Regions from separate parts of the Mus musculus genome. Here all the other regions are linked to region 2. Evidence: chromatin loops called from intact Hi-C (ENCODE). Cell type or tissue: left cerebral cortex. All regions are shown on one strand.

The links. Peaks named below come from ENCODE experiments on the same cell type or tissue, not always from the same donor. Only the 100,000 strongest peaks of a DNase experiment are listed, where the experiment ranks them.
Region 1: it touches region 2 in a loop (2.4-fold over the local background); 8 of 42 quality-filtered maps call a loop at or near these places.
Region 3: a loop joins it to region 2, with 2.3 times the contacts of the local background. A loop is called at or near these places in 2 of 42 quality-filtered maps.

What each region holds. Positions count from the first base shown.
Region 1 is chr12:82,260,238-82,268,237 of GRCm38, forward strand. It overlaps a transcript of Sipa1l1 not described here. Among named protein-coding and RNA genes, the nearest start is that of Sipa1l1, 47 kb to the right of the region's middle. In left cerebral cortex, no CTCF peak of the experiment used is centred here; DNase peaks (open chromatin) are centred at 3,984 and 5,835; H3K27ac peaks cover 1,053 bases.
Region 2 is chr12:82,167,772-82,175,771 of GRCm38, forward strand. It overlaps a transcript of Sipa1l1 not described here. Among named protein-coding and RNA genes, the nearest start is that of Gm30799, 100 kb to the left of the region's middle. In left cerebral cortex, CTCF peaks have their summits at 1,386, 2,548, 3,973 and 5,127; DNase peaks (open chromatin) are centred at 1,244, 1,537, 1,968, 2,440 and 2 more places; H3K4me3 peaks cover 4,480 bases; H3K27ac peaks cover 3,515 bases.
Region 3 is chr12:82,301,082-82,309,081 of GRCm38, forward strand. It overlaps a transcript of Sipa1l1 not described here. Among named protein-coding and RNA genes, the nearest start is that of Sipa1l1, 6.3 kb to the right of the region's middle. In left cerebral cortex, no CTCF peak of the experiment used is centred here; a DNase peak (open chromatin) is centred at 3,268.

The DNA.
Region 1 (8,000 bases), 92 kb after region 2:
GGTATCTCTTGAGTGTCTGTTGCATAGATTAGGGAAGCTCAGTGGCCCTGATGTCAGATAAAGTGATTACTCAGAGCGAAACTCAGTCTTGTTTGTTCCTTGGGAATTTTAATGTGAACGGAAGTTTGATCTTAGCCTTGCAGTTTCTGTGCTCTGGTCTGATGTGGGAAAGACTGGATCTCTCGAACTGGTTAACTGGCTGCCATCCTCTGCCCTGCTGTGCTTTCTCCAGGTATGGAGGCTGCAGGTTGAAGTAGGTAGGTGTCTTTCTTTTGTCACTGTCCTCTACCTTCCTTTTCTGAGCTGGGATCTCATCCTACCCGTCTGCTTGCTGAGCTTGCTCCTAGAAACCCGCTTTCCCACTCGAGCACTAGGGTTCCACGTGCACACTACCATGCTTTTTATGCTCATCCTGGGGATCCCGACTCAGGTGTGCATGCTCACAGGGCAGGCACTTCACCCACTTACGCATCTCTTTGCTGTTGTTTAATGGTTAAAGTGCCTATGTGCAGTGATGGCACACACCTTTGACACCAGTACTCTGGAGGCAGAGGAGCATCTCTATGAATTCTCACCAGCTTGCTCTACAGAGTGAGTTCTAGGACAGCCCAGGCCACAAAGACAAACCCTATCTTGAAAAACTTTTTTCTTTTTCTTTTCTTTTCTTTCCTTTTCTTTTCTTTCCTTTTCTTTTCTTTTCTTTTCTTTTCTTTTCTTTTCTTTTTTTTCTTTTTTTTTTTGTGGTGGTTTCAGATGTGCCTACTTGCTATCAGTATTTGGTGCTAGTGGTGTTAAACATCTCTGATTTTCACACTCTGGTTATAAAGACCTCCAACAGGTTTGGTTATTTTTTTGTTTTGTTTTTGTTTTTGTTTTTGTTTTTCGAGACAGGGTTTCTCTGTGTAGCCCTGGCTGTCCTGGAACTCACTTTGTAGACCAGGCTGGCCTTGAACTCAGAAATCACCCTGCCTCTGCCTCCCAAGTGCTGGGATTAAAGGCATGTACCACCATGCCTGGCTCCAACAGGCTTATTATTATTATAATAATTATTATTATTAACAGTTAATTGACAGGTATTCTTATTTGAAATGTTACTGGAAAATTCATATTCTCTCCCAGTTACTGTAGTAATTGCATCAAACAAAATATGCAACATACATCTTAGAGCTGCCAGCTGTAAGATCTGCTTTCTTATAAGCCTTTCTTGTACCTGTTTGTTTTAAAAGATTTTGTTTTTGTGCATGGTGAGATAAGTAACAGAAGCTAGTTTATATTTGATATTTTATGTGTAGAGGTGTTTCACCTGCTCATATGTCTGTGTGTGTTAGGCATGCCTTGTGTTCCAGGAGGTCAAAAGGGGGAATCAGATCTCCTGGAATTGAAGTTACAGACAGTTGTGAGCTGCCCTGTGGAACCCAGGTCCTCTGGAAGAACAGCCAGTGCTCTTAACTGCTGAGCCACTTCTCCTGCCCCTACTAGCTGCCTTTAACTAACTAGGGGAAGGAACAAAGGGACACCACTGTCGTTGGCATTTCTCTGACTTTGTGCTTTCCTCTGCATGTTTGTGTTTTAATAATAGCAAAACTGGAAGGAATCTCATGGTACTTCTGCTTTTTGTGTTTATTTACATCTTTGAATATTTTCCATCCATTTAAATAATTTTTGGAATACTATTTTGAATTGTCTTGTAATACTGCACCTTTGACTAATTTGTCTGATGTGTCATAGATGGAGACTCTATTTCTTTTGCATGTGCATTTAATAGAAATGTTTGTAATTACCTAAGAGTTATTGGGTCAGACCACTGGGATGGCCTTGGCTTCTTCATATCCCCTATTGATTGACTAGGGATAGAACCTATTGCCATTCCTCCTGTCCCTTTGCAAAACCATCTTTGAGTACCCTGACATTTAGCGAGTCGAGTAGACCTTGCAGAAGAAGGAGGGTAGATGTCTTCAGGAAATCTCACAGGATAGTTCGTGGTCTGCGATCTAATGACACTAAGCAGTAGCTTGGAACTGTAAAGGCAGCCATGGAACGTACCTTCTGTAACCTCTGTTGGAAGTGCAGTCAAAGGATGTCACAGGAAAGAATTCTTACAGGTCACATGATTCAAATGCTCAGAGCTGGACCAACGCTGTATCTGTGCTGCTGCATCGTCTGTGCCTGGAGCGGTGACGTCCTTGGAGTTTTCAGAGGCGTTTAGGCTGCATATAAAAAGAGTGGCAAGTGCTTTGCTCCTGGTTCTGATGACTTCTGCCATCACGGCAGCCTCAGTGTGGTGTCCTTGCCTGTGCTTTCACTTCTTTCCTAGCAGCTATGGGGACTTAAGGCAGCATGGACTCTTGGCTTCTTTGTTAGTGTATCATGCAGAGAATTACTTTTTCCATCTCATAGTCACTGGACTTAGGGCTCGTTATTGCAAGTCCACATTTCCCCTGGGTTTGTGGTGACAATGAGTGACATATAGTGTGTTCTGTGACTAGGGTGCTTTGTTGTGGCAGGTAGAATCCCTGTGAGGGAGCTGATGTGCAGGCAGCTTCTCTGCTTATGGATGGAGTGACTGAGAACACTTAGTGTCTAATGCCTGGTATTGTCTGCCAGCTGCCTTCCTTCCCTTCCTGCTTCTTCTTGGACCTTTGTTGTTCTCACTGTTGTCCTTCAGTGCTCACAGCACCAGCCACTGCAGGGACCATCACTTAGTTTCTGTGGACCACTCCAGCTGCTAAGGTCTCAGTGTGTGGGGTGTGGGGGCCTTCACCTGACCCACTGAGTGAACGCTTTTCTCTTTCTCTTAAAGACAGGGTAACTTCCTGGAGATTTGTACTGTATCAAAGGGTAATTGAGACTCTCACATGAAATCCTTACATAAAATTCCAAGCACATGCTAAGCTTAGCTGCTGACATGTGATGTCTATGTAAAACATAGCTCTCATCTCAAAGGAAGGAAGAGAGTTTATTTTCAAGCTAAATTTGAGTGGCTGTGGTCAGGTTGTAGACCTGAACAAACTGTTCTCATGTGAAAACATTTATTCATAAAGTTCATATAGCTATAAGACAACACCAAACCATAAATCCAGTCACTTTTTCAAATGCACTGGTGGGCCGGTCCCAGCAGGCAGGAATAGTTATGCTATAGGCCTTTATAGGATGCTGCGTAATGAACGGCATTTTCAGTTTGTGAGGAGTCTGTTAGTATCTTCTAAGAGTCTTATGTGATAGTCACGAGGGTGCCTTGTAAGATAGGCGAATGGTTGTTAAGAACATCAAAAACAGACCGAGATAGTCTGGTTCTGGATCTACGCCTCCCTCCAGTCAGGTCAGCCTTGTAGAGTCTTCAACATAGGTGTGGCTTTCCCTGGGGACTTGAGATCACAGTGATTAGTGATGATCGCACAGGTCTAGTTAGAGTTTCTGCGTGTGCATTGCTCATTGCTACTCACTCAGTGCAGGCAGCATGGCCTACCTACCTGGTTGTAGGAAGTGGCCATTTTGCCGGTTGAAGCTCAGGCTGGGTGTGTACTTGGGTTGTAGGGGTCATTGCTGAATGTAGCCTTCTTCTGAGGCTTGGGGTCTGATATCAGCCACCCTCTCTGATTATTACCTGGCTAATCCAGTCAGCTGCTTAACCTAGATTCCTGTCCTTGTCCTACTGGGCTGCCCCATCACGCCTGAGCCACAACACCCTGGGGCTAGCTTCGCTTTGAGGCACCAGCTAGCTCCTTTAAAATACCTTGCTGTAGCATGGATCCTGGAAGCCCTCAGACCCACAGAACAAGTGCACCATGGATTGTCAGAGTTGGGATTTCAGTTCCAAATGGGTTGAAAGACTTGATTTGGGGAGATTGAAGAAGTTTTTGCTTTAGGAAGTTCTGTTTCCCTTGAAAAGTAGCCAAGGCCTTTCTTAGTAGCTTGTCTTTAAATTTAATTGTTAAAGAAAGGCAGTGTAAAGGCAGCTGCTTCTGTCTTAGGCTGAGGACTGAGGTGGGTGTTCAGCATGGTGTTTGCTGGAGTGAGAGAGTGCTGGCTGGTGCAGAACAGCAGGTGTCCTTCCTGTGGCTGACTTCAGAGGGACACAGAACTGCTAGGGGTTTGGTTTTAGGATCAGTGGTAAACAAAGCAAGACTGTATGTAAGGGTGGAGCAGAAAACAGATTCCTTCCCTGGTTCTAGCTCTCTAGTTCAGTGAGGGAGGGTAGCTCAGCTCCAAAGCGAGCCTGACTCTTGTTTTCTCTGTGAACAAGTAAAAGGACCATGGAGCCTGGAGCAGAATTCCATTTTGACTCCCTTCTGAGCTCCCTGGAGCTGAAGTCACCATTTCCCCTCTTCAGTTTAAGATCTGTTGGTCAGTCCGTCTCCAGGCTATAGCTCTGGTGGCTCCACTGTGTGCATTGTCTCTTATCACTTACCCTACAGCAGACATGCGCAGTACTATCTGGAACCCTGGAGCCCTAGAGGACCATCTTTGCTGAGTTAGACACAAAGCCGTAGATATTAAAGGAGATCCAAGATGTAAATGGCCCAACATGGCTGTGCATAATATACCACAGGATGGGATTAGACGGGATAAATAGAAGTGATGTGTAGATAAAAGGGAAGAAGGTAGGCATCTCCAGAAGCAGAATTGTTCTTTTTTTTTTTTTTTTTGGTTTTTCGAGACAGGGTTTCTCTGTATAGTCTTGGCTGTCCTGGAACTCACTTTGTAGACCAGGCTGGCCTCGAACTCAGAAATCCACCTGTCTCTGCCTCCCAAGTGCTGGGATTAAAGGCGTGTGCCACCACCGCCGGGCCAGAATTGTTCTTTAAGTAGAACAACTGAGGGGCGTAGTCACTCCCCTGCAGTGAGACTGTGTGCCTGTGGCTTGAGGTCTTTGGGACAATACAAGATGGGAAATGGGGATCTTTGGGGTCAGTTCCCCTGTAGTCTGAAAGTGGTAGATGCCCATAGACTTGGTGTTTGGGTCTCCTTATAAAAAGCTTCCCTAGGTGTTACTAGTCAAGTTAACTTCCTGTAGGAGCATCTCTGTCCACACTTCACCAAGAACTCATCTCAACAGAGAAGACTTTAGCCTATTCAGAACTGTCCCCTGGAGAAGGTGGGCTTAGAGCTGCCATGCATAGATGAAAAAACACTTTACATGGTAGCAGATGCCTTTAATTACAGCACGTGGGAGACAAACACAGGCAGATCAAGTTCAAGGCCAGCCTGGTCTGTGTATTGAGCTCTAAGTCAGCCAGGACTTCATTGTCAAACCCTGTCTTCAAAAAAAGAGAAAGAGGAAGATGAGGAAGAGGGGAAGATGGTTTCGGCAAAGGCACTGACTGAGTGAATCATATGTAGATTACCCAAAGAGCACACAGCAAGGAAAGTGAAGTTCAAGGAGAAACTTCGGATCAGGAACAAAATGGCCTGAATGTACCATGTTGAAGATTGAGCCTGGGCACAGTGCATTTGGGCTTCTCTTTGGTGTCACCCTGGCCGATCCCCTTTATCTGCCTTTTTTGTGAAGGTTCAGAATCCTGTGTGGAAAGACTGAATGCCGTTGGGTGCCTCCGTCATGTTGTCCAGGAGGCTCTCACAGGAATCATCCTTGTTGTCACAGTAACATTTGACAAGACCCACAGAGGACTTGCTAGATACTTCCTGGTTCCTGTGCAGACAGAGACAGACTTCCCTCTTCTCAGCCCTGATGCTAAGTCCGTGTTTCTGTCCTGTACAGGTACTTTTCAGATGGTGGCTGGCTGCCCAGAAAGATGCTGTAGTGAAACTAGGAGAAGTTGATTTCCAGGTAGGCGGGGCTCCGGTGCCTCTGGACTTTTGCCTGGAAGTTGCTTAGTTTGATCTTTGTGGAGCTGGCCTGTGTGTCCTTATTTGAACAAGTGAGTGGTTGGCAGTAACAGATGGTCCCAAGGGATTGCTTCTGTTCTTTTTTCTCCTTCCTTGGAGAGGAGAAGGAAGAGCTGCTGCTTGTTTGAAGCTTTAGAGTCTCTAGATTTCCATGTTGTTTAACTCCCAGTTGGTATTGTTGTTACTGCATTTGCTTCTTGTATGTTATAGATTTGGAGAATTCCAGATCCTTACTGAGAAGTTTCATGCTGACAGTAATAACCATAGTGGCCATCATCACTTGACGTGTGCTTGGGCTTTGCTAAGCGCGTCTCCTATGGGTATTGATTGGAAGGTAATAAGGCAGATGTTTTCTGCAGCTCACACAGCTTCTACGCTGCTGAGCCAGAATTTGAACCCACATCTGTTTGCCTTTAGTATGCCTTCCTTGTTCAAAAAAAAATTTTTTTTATTGCCCTACCCCCTTCCACCCAGTACTAATGATGCTTCTCCTCTTCTGTAAAACCGTTGGATGCCACTCCAGTTTTACTCTAAAATAACTTTTGCTTGTCATGAATATTTTCTGTCTGTAGCATTCATTACCTATTGGCTTGACATTCTAGCTGCTCTAATCAAAACTCCTCCATTTATTGTTGATGCTTCTTAGAAATCATGTGTTTCTTTTCTCTTTGTACTGCTTAAGGGGAAAAAAGGAAATTATTTTATTTTACATGTGGTATCATTTTCTAAGTGGCAGTTCAGTCTAAGCAGCTTCCAGCAGTCCCCTGAGACAGTTAGATTCTTACACTGATCTGTAAAACAGCAAGTCAGGCTGTCTCAGCTAGGGACTCCAGGATGCAGGTGAGGGTGTAGGAGCCCAGACAGGGTTGTTATGAAGAACTCGCAGTAGATGTGAATCAGAATAGGGAGGCAGTTTAGAGGTGCAGTTCCTGGGCTGGCAACCCCCCACCCCCTATTTTATTGTTATGAGTTGTTGACATCTGTATATTAAAAGCACAGCTTAGTCAGTCTCAGGTCCTAAATACTACAGTGGGGAACCCTGTATTATATTCTGGTCTGCCAGCACCGGGGTAGGGTGGTATGTGCTATGAATCTTAACTCAGTAGCATGTCTAGACATCACCAAATGTGTAATTATATAAAGTCACAGCTAAAGAATCCTGGCCGAACGACTTTAATAATTATGGGCAACTTTGACATATTCTGTTACTTTGTATCCTTACAGTGTTAGCCTATTATTGTAGAAAGAGTTATTTTTAGATAAGACAGAATGTGTAAGATGTGTTATGAATCTAGTTTTTAAAGTAAAATGTATCTTTCTTCCAAACAACCTTACATTGTCGGTTTGTAGAGCCGAGTATAGCGGAGTAAGGACTGGTGCTACCAGCACTGTGGCTAGAAGACGCTCGTTGGATGTCAGAAGTGCTGTGTCCATCAAGTTTCTCCTCAGTGGAGACTGACTGACACTGTAAAGTACACTGCTTTAAAGACAGCTCCGACTCCCCGAATCCATCTAAGCTTCATTTCTGCCTTCCTCATGTAGTCTAGGCAGTCTGCTGTCCCCTCCAGCTTTCAGCCCTTAGTCCTCACGGGAGAGAGGGGCCAGCATCCTTTCCTCTTCCATGCTGTCCTCCCTCCAGTACAGTGTACAATGGACAATACAGTGTACATCATCAAGTTGTGGGTTGCTTAAATGTTGTAGATACACAGTCTATTTCTTCTCTTGAGATTGAGGTTTTAACATCTGTCTCTTCCAGTGGCTCCTTGTACGGTGTATGTGTGTGCCTGTGATGGTGTGTGGGTGTCTGTCTTTCTGTAACAGTCATTAGATGACATAGTTTTTAATAAGATATCTTTTTCATTCATGGCTACTAATCTTGTGTCTTGGGAAGCCTATTTTTTTGTCCTGAATATGTTCTGTTTTCTTCTGATACCATTTTGGCCCACAGACATCCTGCCGTGTTTCATTTTGGAAACTTCATGGTCTGGGCTTTATTGCTGCTGACTTAACCTGAACTTATCGCAGGCTTTGTGGTTGACATACTCAGTCCCGGAAAAGGTGCTCACACCTTGTGTAAGTGAGGATTTCAAGCACTCCGACAATTTGGTCCATGTAAGGTCACAATCTGTATCTAGTGCTTTGTTGAAAACCTT
Region 2 (8,000 bases):
AACATGTGGGCTACCCCTTGGTTTTTACAGTCTTAGTGTAAGAGACAGTAAATTTCTCAAGGAGCCTCAATTATTAGTGGCACAGAACCCAAGCCCCACTCTCTTGGCTCTAGCTACTATTTTTAATCACTGTGCCACTTAGGTTCCTAAAACAAAAATTTTCAGGCATTTAAGATGGCTCAGCAGGTAGAGGCACTTGTTTCGCAAGCCTTGTGACCGGAGGTTGATCTCCAAAGCCCACATGGAAGTGGGAGAATGGCTAACACAGGTGCTTTCTTTCCTCTACACTCTTGTCCAGTCAGGCACCTCCTTCTCCCGTCACACGCACGCATGCACGCACACAGACCATTGCCATAGGTATCCTAGAAGTCTTAACTGTTTAGTTTTCATGTAGTTAGCTCCTTTAGGTTTCTGTGTGTATGGGATTGAGTTATCAGTTTACCCTTATTGATGATTAGGGGTTAATTCTTTTTTTAAATAGTGAGTTCTGTTAATACACTGTGAAATTTATACTTATTCATCTTTGTTGACATCCAAACTTCATGCTTCTATCAACACCAGCATATTACTTAGTAAAACAAAATCACCACAGAAAAGTTTCTCCCATTTAGAAAGGAGATTTCAAACAATAGCCTTTTGGACTTTTTATGGATATTTGGGCTTTGCATGCATGTCTGTGCCTGGTGTTCTTGGAGGGTGTCAGGTCTCCTGGAACTGGAATTATAGTTGTTGGCCCACCAAATGGATGCTGGAAATTGAACCTCAGTCATCTGGAAGAGCAGCTAGTGCTCTTAATTCCTGAGCCATCTCTCCAGTTCCTCAATAGTGTTTTGTAATTAGGTATAAAGGTATAGTCTGAGGATTCATAATTTAAGTTTTGTTTCCTGTTCTATGGTGAATCTGGTTTTTGCAAAGAGAAAAGGAACATTGTAACCACGGGGGTGGGGGTGGGGGTGGAGAGAGGCTGAAACAGTAAACCAGAGCAGAGTTTCACAGAGTAAAATACTTGAGTAGTGCAGAAACTGACATAAATTCCAGGTACTCTTTGGGTTTAGGCAAAGTAAAGGAACTGCGGACACAAAGACGACTATTACCTTCATTTTCAATAACAGACTTACAATACCTAGTAGGTACAAAGCCTGCGGAGGCGCTGAGAATACCAACATGAGTGAGCTACATGCTCAAGGAGCCATCTCGTGGGGGCGTTAGGATGGGGAAAAGAAAGCATCGTGCGGGGGCTGAAGATGAGATTACACAGGAGGGCTCAGAAACTGAGCACATGGTGGACATTTACAAGTAGAGAGATGCGCTGGCTTCTAAAGCCCCAGAGCCTCTCTGGCCAAATGCGCCCACCTCGGAGAGAAGCAGGTCTACGGAAGCCCTACGTTCTCCTCCCCAGCCTCCCCTTCCCCACCGCTAGGCTTGGGGCAGCGGAGGAGGCAGGTGAAAACTGCTCCCGGCTGTCGAGTCGTCATGGCAACCAGAAGTTCCTCGGTCCTCACTCTCCAGCTTCCACTTCCCCCGGCCCGAGTTGGGCTCTAATCTCGCGAGACTTGCCTGCGCGCAGAACCCCGCCGCGGTGATCTCACCCGAGACTGAAGGAGGGAGGAGAGGAGGGAGGGAGGAGAGGAGGGAGGGAAGGGATGGGGCGGGGAGAAGGGCCAGTGCAGCGCCGCCACCGCCGGCAACTTTGTGAGCGAGTTCAGTACGTGCGTGAGCGAGTGAGCGGAAAGTCAGTGCGGCGCCGTGTCCCGGGGGGGAAGGGTCGGGGAGGGAGGGAGGGTGGGCCTGGGAGACCGCCCGCAGCGTGCCTCTCGCCGCCACCGGGGCTCCCTTTCCGCGTCCCCCAGCCCCGGTGGGCAGTTACCTGTCCCCTCCCCCGCGGCCACGCAACTCCCCCCTCCTCCCACGGCGCCCAGCGCGGTGCTCCGCAGCCGGGACTCATCCCCCGGGCGCCGCGCGCTCGTCCCCGGGAGCCGGCGGGCGGGATGGGGGGCTCGGGGGCGCGAGCCGGACTCCGGGCTCCTGCACAATAGTTGATGCCCGGGGACCAGTCGCTTCGGCCTCCGCGGCGCAACGGAGCGCGGCAGCTGCGGGGACCCTCTCGGAGCGAGGCTGGTGGCGAGCCGCGCTGATCCCGCCCCGGCGGCCCCTAACGCCGGGCGCTCGGAGCCTCGGATCTCCGCAGAGGAGGCGGCGAGCGAGCGCGCCCCGACCGTCTGCACGCTTTCTCTTTCTCCCCAGGGAGAGCGCGCGGACGACGCGCCCGGGACGCGCGGCTGCACCGGGAAGCCCAGGCCAAGCGGTAAGTGGCCCGGGAGGGCAGGGCTGGGAGGGGGGCGGGGCGGCACTGCTGACAGTCCCCCCCCATCACCCCCAATGGGCTTGGGGATTCGCGGACCGGAGCTGGACGGTTACAGCCGCTGAAAGTTTGATTTCCGATTTGGTGGCGTGCTGGGGGATCGCGGTCCCGGCGGGGGCGAGTCTGCGCTTCACCGTGCACGGCGCGCGCGCACGTTCTCACCTCAGGATCCGGATCGGCTCCCCTAGAGGCCCGGAGCCCCGCATCCCTGCCTGGTGGCCGTGTTCACCCTGCGGCTCCGGGCTCCTCGGAGAGATCCTTCCCCACCCGACACTCGGTGAGCTCTTTGCAGGTGTGCTGCAGGGGGCCAAGGTCCAGGGGGTTAATGGTGGGGAAAGGAAAGATTTGGCTGCGGGCTCGGGGGTGTTAATTTCTCTCCTGGGGAGATACTGGGGACTGAGATCCGGGGATGCTCCAACCTGCGATCCTTGGAGGAAGGAAACCGTCATAGGGTTGGAGAGGCGTGAGGATTTCCTTTAAAGAACTTTTTCTCCCCTTGCCCTTTCCAACTTCGCTCCTGACCTTAAAGGCAACTTGCCAGGTTCATAAATCGCTCCATGGCATTTCAACGTGGGCAAGCAATCGCGTTGGGCAGATTGAAATTTCATCGGGGCTCACCGAGTCCAAAACCAGAGAGGCACGGGAAATAGCTAGCTTTCAAGGGAGGCGTTGTGCTAGATTGTTGGCATTCCTCTTGGAAGGGGAAGCGTTTGGGGACTGGTAACTCGGAGACTGCCTTGGAGCTTTATGGATTTAATTATTATTATTTTTTTCCTGACGACTAGTTGAGAGGGCAACCTTTACTGAAATTCATACTACCTTGTACACGATTATGTTTCTAAACGCGAGCCAGTGATGCGATGCAAATTTCAGAGGGAGGTGTCGACTTTCATCAGGTTCCAGGTCTATCTGGATGAACTGGGGTTGGCGTTTCCTCTATAAATCGAGCCTTTCATGTTGAAACTCTGACTCAGAGTCTTAAAGCCATTTTTTTTTTTTTATACTGCTACTCTGTGGGAGTTAAGTGTCAACTTTCTCCTGCTTTCTCGAATGGAGTATCTCCCAGTGCAAAGGTTCTCTGGCTGATTCTTTTGGACGGCCACAACATTAAATGAAGCCCTACCAAATTGCTCTAGCATCGTCGTTTAGGCACGGGAATGATTTTCTGTATCTTGGTTTAACGACTTTCTCCCTTGTCCTTTCTCAAACGCTGCAATTAAACTGCCTTTACCAGGATGGAAAAAAAGCTGATAGGATTATGCAGAGCAGTTAAAAGGTTTAAGCAAAGCAGTTTATGGCCACTGATGTGTCCACCTATGCGGTGACAACCCAGTTATTAACTAGAATATTATTACGGAGGTATTTTCCCATGAAATACGTTATTGGTACAAAGGCATTAACAACAGTGATCTAAAATAACCTGGGTGATGGCTGGAACAGAGATGGTTGGGGCAAATCCCACATTTGGGGTGGCGACGTGCTTCAGTGTCACAGAAGATATTGTACTTTTCCTCACTCTTAAAGGATTCTTGAAATCGACTATCATTAATTAGATTTTTCCAGTTGACCGAGAGAAGGAACGGGTTTAGCAAGTGGCTGGAGACAGACAGTAGGTGTAGCTGTTAGCCTCTCTGCAGTTCCCGTCGTCACAGTCCTGGCGCCCCGGACTTGCTAGATTTGACTGTCAGGCAGTTAGTAAGTCCTCAGCACGCCACTAAAATGACATTCTGAGGTTAACTCTTCTTTTGACTCAGTTTTTCAGTGGTATTTCCTTTTATATTTATTTCATATTTGCTTTGAATGAAGTTTGTAGTATTGGTGTAGTCTCATTTGAAGAAAAATTTAAAGCAACTTTTTGAAGGGCTTCCTAACAATGTATGAATGTACTGTAGTTTGAGGATGGCTTGAGATTAGCAGTTATGCAGACTCTGAGGTCTTGGTTAACTGAGGTAAGGTATGCATATGTTGTAGTTTCAGTCGCAGTGTAAATTTTTAGTCAGTGACTTTTCAAATGCTCTCTTAGGGCACAGAGAGCAGTGTTGAGTGGACCCCAACTCAGAGCAGCTTCTTGGCTGGCTGACTTAGTGGAAGATTTCTGTGGTAACGAGAAGGCTTGCTGGCTCTTGCCTGGCTGTATTTTTTTTTTTTTTTAAACCAAAGGTCTAGTCATTGCACAAATGGTATGACTATTAATGAAGCTTTTCAGGTTACTTTTTAGATTTGAACCTTTTGCTTCACTGGCCAGATTAGAATGGTACCCGGCCCCCTTCTTTAACTCTGATGGAGCAAGCCTCTTTGTTCTGTGATGTGAAACACACATCACAGAAGCTGAATCTCAAAATTGGAAAAATGAAATTTCCCTGTATTTGTAACCTTTTGAGCCTTGAGAGGCAAGCAGTGTCTACAGAGTACCACCAGCAGAGGTGTTTCTCTTGGCTTCTGGGACTCCAGTGGTTAGAAGAATCATTCTTGGGCATAGGGGGCTGGACTGGTGGTCCAGGGACCATGGGATCACACCCACATCTGAGGGTGAGAAGTTACTCCATGTCCACGGTTTTGCATATGAGGCAGTTTTGATTTTCCAACTTCCTTAGAGGATTCAGGTGACCTGTCTTCAGAGGTGTGGATTTCAGATACCGACCTGCCTTGCCGCTTTCTGCCAGGGTGACCTTAAAACTAGCTGTACCCTTTCACTGTCTTGACTGTGAGGCCTGAGCCAGCTTTGCTGCAGAAATCAACTAGAATTTATGTGTGTGTGAAAATACGTTGTAACTAAAGTCTCCTTTGTAGTTGCGGTTTCTTACCCTTCCACTGGAGGCTGAAACTAGAAGGGAGTTTGAGCTCAGTTCCTTTGGCCCAGCTTTCCCCAGTTGGCAGGTGAGGCCCTCCAAACCCAATGGTATCTTATAAAGTTAGATGTGGCCAGCACTCAGGGTAGTCGGCCTTCCTGATCTGAACATACGTGTTCCTGGGTTTCACCTTTGGTTCTTTTCCTGCGAACATGTTGAAGTTTTCTCATACTTAAGTATTCAGTGATTATTAAATAAAATAAGGGCAGGAATGATAGCTTCGTTAAGGTTGAAAAGGTATGGAAGTAGCATCAATGTCGTGTAGTACATAGCTAAGCTATGGAAAAAGGAATCCTAGATTAAAATTGTTGTTGTTAATATTATTTTAAATATAGCTTTATCACCCCAGTGTCCTGATACTCTCTCCCTTAAGTTTATTTGCAGAAGAAAGGAATGGGGCCCATGAGAGGGTGGGAACAATTCCCCTGGGTCCAGCTTCCTTAAACATAGGTGATTTGAGCAAGGGACAGAATGTCACAGGGTAGTCTAATTTGCAGCCAGGTCTGGAATGAAAATCTGAGTGTATCTTTTGAGGGGGAGAAAACTTCACCTTCTCATCTAATCTTCCATCCATCTTCTAAGGTGACCCAGCTGCAAGGAGATTTTCTTTTGGGACAGGGTTTTTCACCCATTGTGCCACCCTGGCTTGCCTGGAACTCACCATGTAGATCAGGCTGTCCTTGAACTCACAGGTCTGTCTTCCTCTTCTTCCTGAGTACGGGAATGAATGTGTGTGTGTTTCATAAAAAGAACTAGAGTGAGACCCCAGGTTGGCATGGAGGGGCATTAGGGTCCTGGTGGTGCACCATAAGGAAGGTGACAAGTTGTTTCTGCAGGTCTGAGATAAGAGCTTCCAGCTGATGGGTTCTAATTGGTTACTTACCATGCTGCAATTCTCTCTCATTAGATTTGTAGTATGCCTAACTTGAAGTTGTGGGAAACAGGTAATTACATAGTGTTTGATGAGACACTATGCTTCCTGAGGAATGCTGGCTTGGTGATAGAGACTTGCTGGCTTATAAACAAAGGGGTCACTCAGACTGCTGGGGCTGAAAGGGCATTGAGCGGTAGTTTCTTGAGGTTCCTTCTTACTTCCTTGAGCTGAGCCGTTTACCCAAGTGTGAACAGGTGCGGTTATTGATTGTTTTGTGGTTCATTCAGAGCCCTGCTTCCTTTTATAATGAGTTCTGATCTCAGAAGATAGCTATTGAGAAATTAAAAAGCAGAGGGCTTTGTGCCAATAGCTCATGTTCCTGCAGCCTGGGAGTCTACTATCATTGGGTTCTTTATTTCTTCTTAGGCCTTCACCTCCTACCTCCTCATTCAGGACAGGAGGCCCAGGGTCTCACTCTTGCTAGGCAGTGCTCTACCACTGCCTTATACCCTCAGCTCTGACTAGTATCTTTTACCTAAGCCTTCTATATTACCTTCCTGTGATAATGTTATCATATAATAAATGTAGATTTCAGCTTGGCATGCTGTAAGCCCCTTGCATTTCTTTTCATGCACTCAGAAGCAGTTTGCACTGAGCTGTCTTCAGGGAAGAGTCCCTTTCTTAAGAGTGCCGGGAAAAGGATGCTCAAGATGTTTGCTGTCCTACTGCTGTCACCTGTGTGTCCCTAGGACTAAGTGGGAAGTCAGTGTTTTCTTAGCCTCACAAAGCAGAGTTGAGGGCTCAGTGGTGTAGAGGACTTGCGTAGCATTTGTGAGGCCCTGGGGTCAGTCCCCAGCATTCCTATCCTCTCTCCCCCTGAAAAACAGCCTACTGTGACTGACTCCCAAACTGTATCCTGCTGTACTCCTTGTCACCCAAAGACTGAGGGAAACACCAGTCTGCTCTTGAAATGCAGCTCTGTTTGGGGCTGGTCATTTTCCCCTTCCCACGCTCCCCTGGAGACTTCAGAAGAGCTCACTAGTTAGCATACTGGGCTCTAACTTCTAAGTAGCCTGTGGTTGATGTGTGTGCATTTGTGTGTGGTGATGGGGGTGGGGGTGTGACCCCTAGCTCAGTTGTGTGGGAGAACTATACCTAGGCTTGAATGGAGTTCCTAACCCTGACTCCAGATAGAGAAATTCCTACACTACTTCACAGTTTATTGTCATTTTTAAAATTAGGCCCTCAGTGCTGATGTGCGTCGGTAAAGGAAGGATGCCAACTGTATAAGGAAATGATGTTTCAGTGGGTGAGAGTCCTGGAGTACTAGCAGGGTCACAGAAAGGCTTGTTACAGTCTAATGCTTGCTCTGTTGGGATTGCTCTGGATCTGGCTTCAACGTACCGTATAGCCTGAAGCCCCTTGGGTAGGGTGTGTGCTGGGGAGAGAGGCCGTGAGGAGGCCTGGTTACTGCAGCCAGGCACCAGGGAAGCCTGGTGGGTGTCTTGGTAGGTGGTTATATCTTGCTTCTTTCCAGAGTGACTTTGTATGATCTTTGGATCTGTGTTAGTAGCTCTCTGTGGTCATTGAGATTTCACTTTGGATACGTGAAAGGGACAGAGCCCCCAGATCTTCAACACAGTTCTGTTTATTGAAGAAAGGTAGTTTAGAAGGAATCTAGAACTGGTTGCCTACAGGTAAAGGTCAGGCAATTTTGCAGTGTGGCTGGGACATGTCAATTCAGTTTGGTAATTGTATGATCCACTAAAAACATTGTACGAGAAACACAAGTGTATATAGTTTGGTGGTTTTAAGCCTACTTACCGTTTTGTGAAATAGAGCTCTAAGATTGAAAAACAAACAAAAAACCCAAAAACTTTTGTATCTGAAACTGTACATCATACAACTTTTACTT
Region 3 (8,000 bases), 130 kb after region 2:
GAAGTGTGGAGTTCCAGACATTGTGGACCACCATGTGGTTGCTGGGAACTTAACCGGGTCCTCTGTAGAATCAGCAAGGGTTTAACTGTTGAGCTCTCTCTTAAACCCCCTAGTTTAATTTTTTTTTTAATAAAACTATCTTTGCTTCTGACTGTTGCTTAGTAGAAAACTGTTTATCTTATAGTTTATTATGTTTAGATAAAAGTGTGGCACCTTAGTTGTCTTTTTTCCCTCTCATATATTTTCCTGCTCAACATCGTGTCAGGCAGTGGAATGCTATGAAATATGTGTGCATTATGCAGATTCATGATCTTCATTTCTCAGGATTAATCTGTTGAATAAGGGCCATCAGTATCATTTAATTAAAGAATCAGTAGTCATACTGAAATGCATATTTTATTTTATTTTATTTTATTTTTTGAGACAGGGTTTTTCTGTATAGCCCTGGCTGTCCTGGAACTCACTGTGTAGACCAGGCTGTCCTCGAACTCAGAAATTTGCCTGCCTTTGCCTCCCAAGTGCTGGGATTAAAGGCGTGCACCACCACTGCCCGGCTATATACTTTTATAGACCAAAAATAAAGTAGCTTGAAATTTGTTTTTTGTGGTAGTTATCTAAATAACTTGAACAAGGAGATAGTAAAGGCAAGAATGGGCCAGACTTTATTTCCCATAAGATACCAAATAGTGTATGTTGTTCAGAATAGGACTGTAGCTTTCACATGCATAGCTGTGTTGAGGTGGCAGTGTTATGGGTCATGTCTTATTTAAGCAGTGTTGAATAGAGAGGGAGCATTGTGAGCACCATGGTGAACATTTGCTGCTCTAATACTGTGGTTTCCTTTTAGATTTAGCTGGGGACCTCCAGTGTTTCCAGTGTCAGTACCCAGTGTTGTCACCTGAAGCCTAGGTTTCCTTCTTGGTGAAGAACTGCTGTAGACATTTTGTAATCATTGTATCTTCAAGAAGACAGGACGAAGCTTGGGGTGGTGGTGTACATCTTTAATTGCAGGTGAATAAGTCTATGAGCTCGGGCCCAGCCCCTAGTGTATACAGTGAGCTCCAGGTTAGCCAGGACTGCATAGTGACACCCTGTCTCCAAAACAAACAAACAAACAAACAAACAAACACAAACAGACAAAACAAAACAAACCCAAACATTTTCAATGAGATACATTTTGTAGACATAGTTGAATAATTCTTGAGGGCAAACTAATGAAACAAGTAAGGTGCAGTTTGCAACTCTAGTCTTTGCCTACAGGATCACTGAAAACCATTTCCCCAGTTTCTGTTTCTTGCAGGTCCATCAAAAACCATTTCTCCAGTTTCTTCCCATTCTTACTTTCAGTTTTTCTCTCTACTGACCATCTGACCCTATTTTCTGAACTTTAATTTTTAAAAATTATTTTATGCATGTGTGTGTGCCTGCTGCCTGCATAAGTTAGAAGAGAAGAAGTCATTGGGTGCTTTCAGGCTAGAGTGTTACAATGGTTGTTAGCTGTTGTGTGAGTACTGGGAATTGAATCTGGGTCCTCTGCAAGAGCAACAGGTGCTCTTATCTAATGAACTAAATCTTCACCCTCCATCTCCATGCAGCTGTAAATCACCCTTCTTTTCTTCTCTGCTCGTGGCACTGGCTCTCCTTAGAGCTGCTTGGCGAATTACCTGCCTTCCTTCTAAGTGCAGCTGTGAGCCCAAACTAAATTCACTTTGATGTCATCTGAGTATTGTCCAGCTTCTCTAATTCCAAGGGTTCCTGTCATCTCCACCACAGGAGTCCAGGAGTCTCTCCAAGACAGAGGACTGCCATAGGTATCATTATCACCACATGCCTGCTGTGTGTTGTTTCTTCTAAGTTCCACCAGGGAAAAGTGTTTGAGGGTTCATCCTCCTATAGTCTTAGGGGTCACTGTCTCAGCCACACTGGGTTCTGTCTTAAGTCAGTACCCATGTAGTTTCTCAGAATTTTCTAATACAAGAGTGTCTAAGACACTTCAAAAGGTCACAATATTAAAGACCTTTGTGTGTGTTTATTTGGTAACTGGTAGCTGCCTAATTATATTGGCTGCCGAATGGGGCTGGCTAATAGAGGAGTCAACCATGTGACTTTGAGGGGTTGACTTGTTAATCATGGATGGCCAATGATTTAGTCACTCATGAGTGGTTCCTGCAGCCTATGTGATGAAGCCCAGCCTCTAGAAGTCTCCCTGGAAGAAGCTTGTGGGCTGTTACTCACAGAAGGTGGGCAGAGTGCTTTCTCCCTCTGCCAAGCATCCTGTCATGTCTTCCACTTGGCTTTTTCTCAGTTGTTCCCTTTGTAATAAACCAATAATTGTGGTCATTGATCTCTTAAGTTCTGTGAACCATTCTAAGAAATTACTAAACTCTAGGCGAGGATTGTGGAGACCCAAGTATTTAACCTTCAGAAGTACAGAGAGCTAGTGTCCTGTTTGGCATATGAAATGGGAATAGTATTGTGGGAACATGGCCTTGCCTTAAGACATCTAAGCCCATGGCAGATACACAGGAGGTACATGGACTTAATTGTGTGATTGAGTATTACCAATGGTCATCAAGAATTGGGGAATTGGTGGTTGGGGGAAATCTTCAAACATAGGGTGCTGGGGTATGAGCAGAAGAAACAGTTTTTCCTTTAGCCTGGTGTTATCAGTTAAGGTGCATTAGAAAATCAACTAGTAGTTGTATGTATGAAAGAGCATGTTTATATAGGAATGTATATTTATGTGTACAAGGAGATTGGTTCCTGATAGGAAAAGAAGACTTGGCATAGGTACGTGGGGAAGTTAGTAGCAGAGACTAGCAGCTCTGGCAGGCCAGGCAAGTGCAAGGCAGGACTTTCTTGCCCTTTTTGGACTTTTGTTGGCCTTTCAGGAGATTGAATTGGAGGAGGGCCAACCACAGAACTTGTGGTAATTTTCACTAGTGTTGGTGTTAGCCACAACTAAAATACCTTCATCTAACACCTAGATTAGTGGGATTTGTTCTTTTCTGTTTGCTCTATCTGGAAGCCCAAGGGCATTGCATATGCCTCCCTTCTCCCCACCAATTCTAGATCTGGTTTTGACCAAATTAACTGAGCACTATCGGCTGGGCAAGTTAACACAGGAAACTAATGAACATACCCATGCCAGCTCTAGTCAGGGTAGAAAGATGCTATGTGATTGGTTAGGAGACCTGGGTTTTAGACTGCTGGTGCTAATGCCCTTAGCCAGCCTTGGGTGCTTAGCCTGCAGATGTTTAGCAACTGTTACGGTTTGCTGACTGCAGATCATATACAGTGCTGTCAGCCAGCCTTTCTGAGAGATGTCCTCCATTCCAGTAAATAGGACACTTAGATTTTGAGCCTGTTTTCTCATGCTTATTTTTAGTGAGAAGATTTGTATATTGGCTTGATTTCAAATTTTTCATAAAGAACCTGATTATTTAGAATTCAGGCCAAATGCACAGTTGTTACTGTGAGAGGAAAGCACACATTGCTTCTGATTTATTTATGTGTTCTGAGAGAAAGAATGGAGAATTCCTGTACCAAATCATATTAATAAATTCAGCAATGGTTTGGCTGATACTTAGTGTGTACCCTTGAGAATAAGAATTAGTGGTTTGCCAAAACATTCCTCTAGTGTATTCTGTAACAGTTTATTCTGTTAGCCTGAATATTTGCTTGTTCCATAAGCAGAGATCTCACCACCACTTAACAGTAGAGGGCCGGGAAGTTGCACTTTCAACGCATTGCTGTTAGCCCAGGCTGCCATTGATGCTTCTGTGTAACTCCCATCTGTCTTTGGATTTTGTACCTACTATCACATGTATAAAATATGGCCCTCAATCATCTGAATTCTGAACATCATTATACAGCCATTTAAACCCAAGGGAACTATTCCCTTTGACACCAAATTGAAATATGTAGCTTATAACTCTTTCGGAATACTAGCTTCTGTTACTTTAAAGGGTCCACGGAACCCCACTTTAGGGTGTTTTGTCTTTGCTTTTGTTTTTGGTTACGGGGTGAGTGCACCTGTGCACCTACCTAGTCTAGCCAGGCTCTTGCACCAGTTAGACCACGTGGCACACAGGAAGACAGCATTTGCTCCCACAGGTAGTTTCTTCCTGAGTTTTCTTTGAAGCTGTTAAACTTATGTGATGTGAGGGATTCCTCTTACTGCCTCTTTGACTGGATTTTAGCAGTGAACTATAAAGCTGAATGTCCATGAAGGTCACTCTGGTTTCTCTGAGAAACCATAGCGTCTCTATTTCCCGTTAAAGATCACCCATTTAAAGGAGCATGCAACACTGCTTGGAAAGGGGTTCTGAGGAAGTCAGTCCTGGGGATAAGCTGACAGCCTTGTGTTCTTCTCTTGCTGCCTCTCCAGAAAACACATCCAGATAGCTCAGCTCTCACAGGCCAAAGCAAAATCTTTTATTTACATATCAATTAAGTCATTTACTCCAGGTTCCTTTTTGATTATACCACCAACCTCCATTTTTTATCTTAACCCCTTGAAAAGACTCCTAGAAAAAGACAATAGACACATTTTTTTTTTTTAACATTGCAAATGAATTCAGAGACCTGCCTGCTCTTGTGAGTACAGACGATAAGCTAGCTGGATGGGATCTGCCCTGAGATCACTGTTCCCACCATGCCTGGGCCTACATTCTCTCTGTCCCAGACTGACTTTGAACTCAGGGATCTGCCTGCTTTTGTATGTTTCTGACAAGCTTCTCAGCTGACTTTGTTCTTTTAGTCTGTGAAGCTCTTTATACAACTCATAGTGCATCCTTATATTTTTCATAGTTGAGAAAGTATGTATTTTTGACCTCATGTTTTGAGAGTTCTTTCCCACAGCCTTAAGGGCTGTCCTGAAGGTCACAGCATTTACTTTTTTTTTTTTTTTTTTGGACATTAGATGCACCCTCACCTCCTGAAATTGAGCTACTGCTGATTAACATTGAGTCATTTATCTTGGCAGAGAGGACATTTCCTAATGACCTTGGCAGGGAGAATATTTTCTGAAGGAGGAACATGAAGTTTGTTTTTTGTTTTTGTTGTTTTTAAATACAAATAAACCTCATGCCCAGCAACCATCAACACTCCTGGAGACCACGCCCTGCTGGCTCTGCTCCAGAGGTGGGAACTGTCATGTCCCTTCCACATGGCCGTGCAGGACTCAGCTTGGCGAGTGACAAGGAGATAGCCCCCTTTAAAGGAGTCTTGTGGAGTTGCCCTATCAGCTTTCTTTTACTTGGGCTCCTTTTATGGGCATGCTTACTGTTGACACTTCCAGAGTCCCCATCTAGGGGACTGTATTTTTGTACATTACGTTTACCCTAGAGTGGATGAATCCGCCGACCCTCACCTTCTTTTGGTGTGAGTGTGAGTTCAGGACATACACTCCCCAAAGCTGTAGACTCCAGGATACTGCTGCACTGCATTAAGGGTACTTGAGTCTTCGGTGCCCTTCCCTTTTCCAGCAGTTCTCAACCTGTGGATTGTGGCCCATTCAGCAGTGGTGGAGTGAGCATGTTGAACCTCCTTTTCACAGGCATCACTGAAGAGCATCAGAAAACATGCTTAGAGTACAACTCATAATAGTAGCAAAATTACAGTTATGAAGTAGCAATGGAAATAATCTGATGACTGGGGATAGCCACGACACGAGGAACTATATTAAAGGCTCACAGCATTAGGAAGGTTGAGAACCACCGAGTTAAACCATAATAGATGTGCCATCAGCTCATTTTATATGTATTGAAACTCACGCTGGACAGTGAGCTCTGGGTTTCAAATTAGAGTTGCAGTTTGAGGAGTTATATTCTTCCAACTTCCATAGTGCTCTGAGACTGTTTTTAGCAGTCTCTCTTGTATCAGTGGTTTTTTGTCCTTTAAATAAAGTACATTCCTTAAGTGTGAAGAAAGCTTTTTTAAATGTTGCAACTGGACTCTGGGAATTTAAGAGTCTTCTTCAGTGAATAATGAGTGAGATCTGCAGTTTCGTTTAATTTTGTCTAGTGATCATGATATGGCCTTCAAATAATTTAAAAATTTAAGATTATGTTAATTTCTTTCATGGCATAGCACTTTTAGATTTTAATATACATTCAGTTTTATAGTTCTCTGCTAAAATCTATTTCACTTTGTGTTGGGATTTGTGTAGTTTGCAGTTTTCATGTTTCTGCCTTCTTGTAAACAGAAATGTGAGGGTGAAGTTGTTGGATGGTAGGATAGACCTATGGATCTGTCCTGTGTGACTGCACCAGGATAGACCTATGGATCTGTCCCGTGTGACTGCACCAGGATAGACCCATGGGTCTGTCCTGTGTGCTGCACCTTTGTATTCTAGAGCACCTGAGCATTTCATTGTTACACATCTTTGCTGTCCTCCCCTATCTGACTTAGCATTAAATCTAGTGATAGGCTAATGAAGGTACCTTTTATATTTCTCTGGCTGCTAGTTTGTTTGCAGTTTGGTATATTTGGATTTTGGTTGGTTGGTTTTGGTGGTGTCGCTTGAACCCAGGTCTTTTTAACACAAAGCAGAACACCCTGGCCCCGTTTCTCCAGTTGTTAAAGAGACTTGCTATCAATTCTTGTGTCCCTTTCTTTTCCAGCTTCTCCTGTTTTTCTGATCAGTCACTTGCCTCACCTACTTGTTTAGGAGTTATACATGCAGTTATTCATCTTAATGTTCGGTTCTTGCTTGTGACCTGCTACAGCAGAGAGAAATTATTAGTGCTTGTGGTTTTCTGCTGTGTATCGTTTACCTTTATGAAGCCATACAATATCTTTTATTATCTACCAAAAGTTTTATAATCTTGCCTTCCACAAGCAAGTTAGGCAAAATTAGGATCTATTTTTATACAAAAGGTAGAATGAGAATTCTGTTTAATTTCATGTGGATGAAAACAGATGTGTACAAGTATCATTATTAAATATTTCAGTGTCTGTATTAATCAGACATTCTTTCTGTGTAGTAGATAATAGTTGTGAGAGAGGACTGCTGTCCAATCCTGACCTTGCTATGGAGGGTTGGCGTTCTTCTTGGTCTTTTCTTGTAATGTAAAATTTATATACGGCTTGTTAAGTTTCTAAAAACAGCCTTGGCTATATTAGCTAGCTAGATAGATAATGGATAGATAATAGACAGTAGACTGATAGGTGGATGGTAGATTCATAGCATATAAATACATGGGAAAGCACACATGCATGTATGGCCCCTCTCTCCATCCAGTTAACATGCCTAGAAGTATCCATTAGTGCAGCAGCACCTGGTATCTGGATTATTATTTGTAAACACCATTCTTGGAGAAATGCATCACTTTGGAGGAATGGGTACTGTCAGGATTGAAAAGTACAGACGAAGACTTTGAAACATGAGATTTCAAGAAGTAAGAACTTAGGGGCTGGAGAGATGGCTCCCCATTTAAGAGCTCTGACTGCTCTTCCAGAGGTCCTGAGTTCAATTCCCAGCAACCACATGGTGGCTCACAACCATCTGTAATGGGATCTGATGCCCTTCTCTGGTATGTCTGAAAACAGCTACAGTGTACAAATATACATAAAATAAGTAAATAAATCACTTGGCATGCACGCACACACATTTTGTTTTGTTTTAAAAAGAAGTAAGGAATTGATTTAAGAATGATGGGGTTTTGTCAAGTGACCTATGGGCTGTCTTGATGTTTTTAGTGTTCAATTCCAGGCAGACTGAGCTCCCACAGAAACAATGGGAATAACTGATAGCAGTACAAACAGTGGTAGTAAAGGGTTAACACTGGATACATGACCTGAGTGATCATGAGAGCAGATCAGCTCTGCTGAAGGCAGGCAGTGCTTTGTCCTTCTCCTTTTTTTTCATATTCTATTCTAGGGAACTCCTTTATTCTCTTCTGATGTGGATACACATTGCAAAGGCTTCTAGGTTTTGGCTCCAGGGGCCACACTGCTCTGAACATTTCTGTTCATGTTGTTGGGAGATACATTGC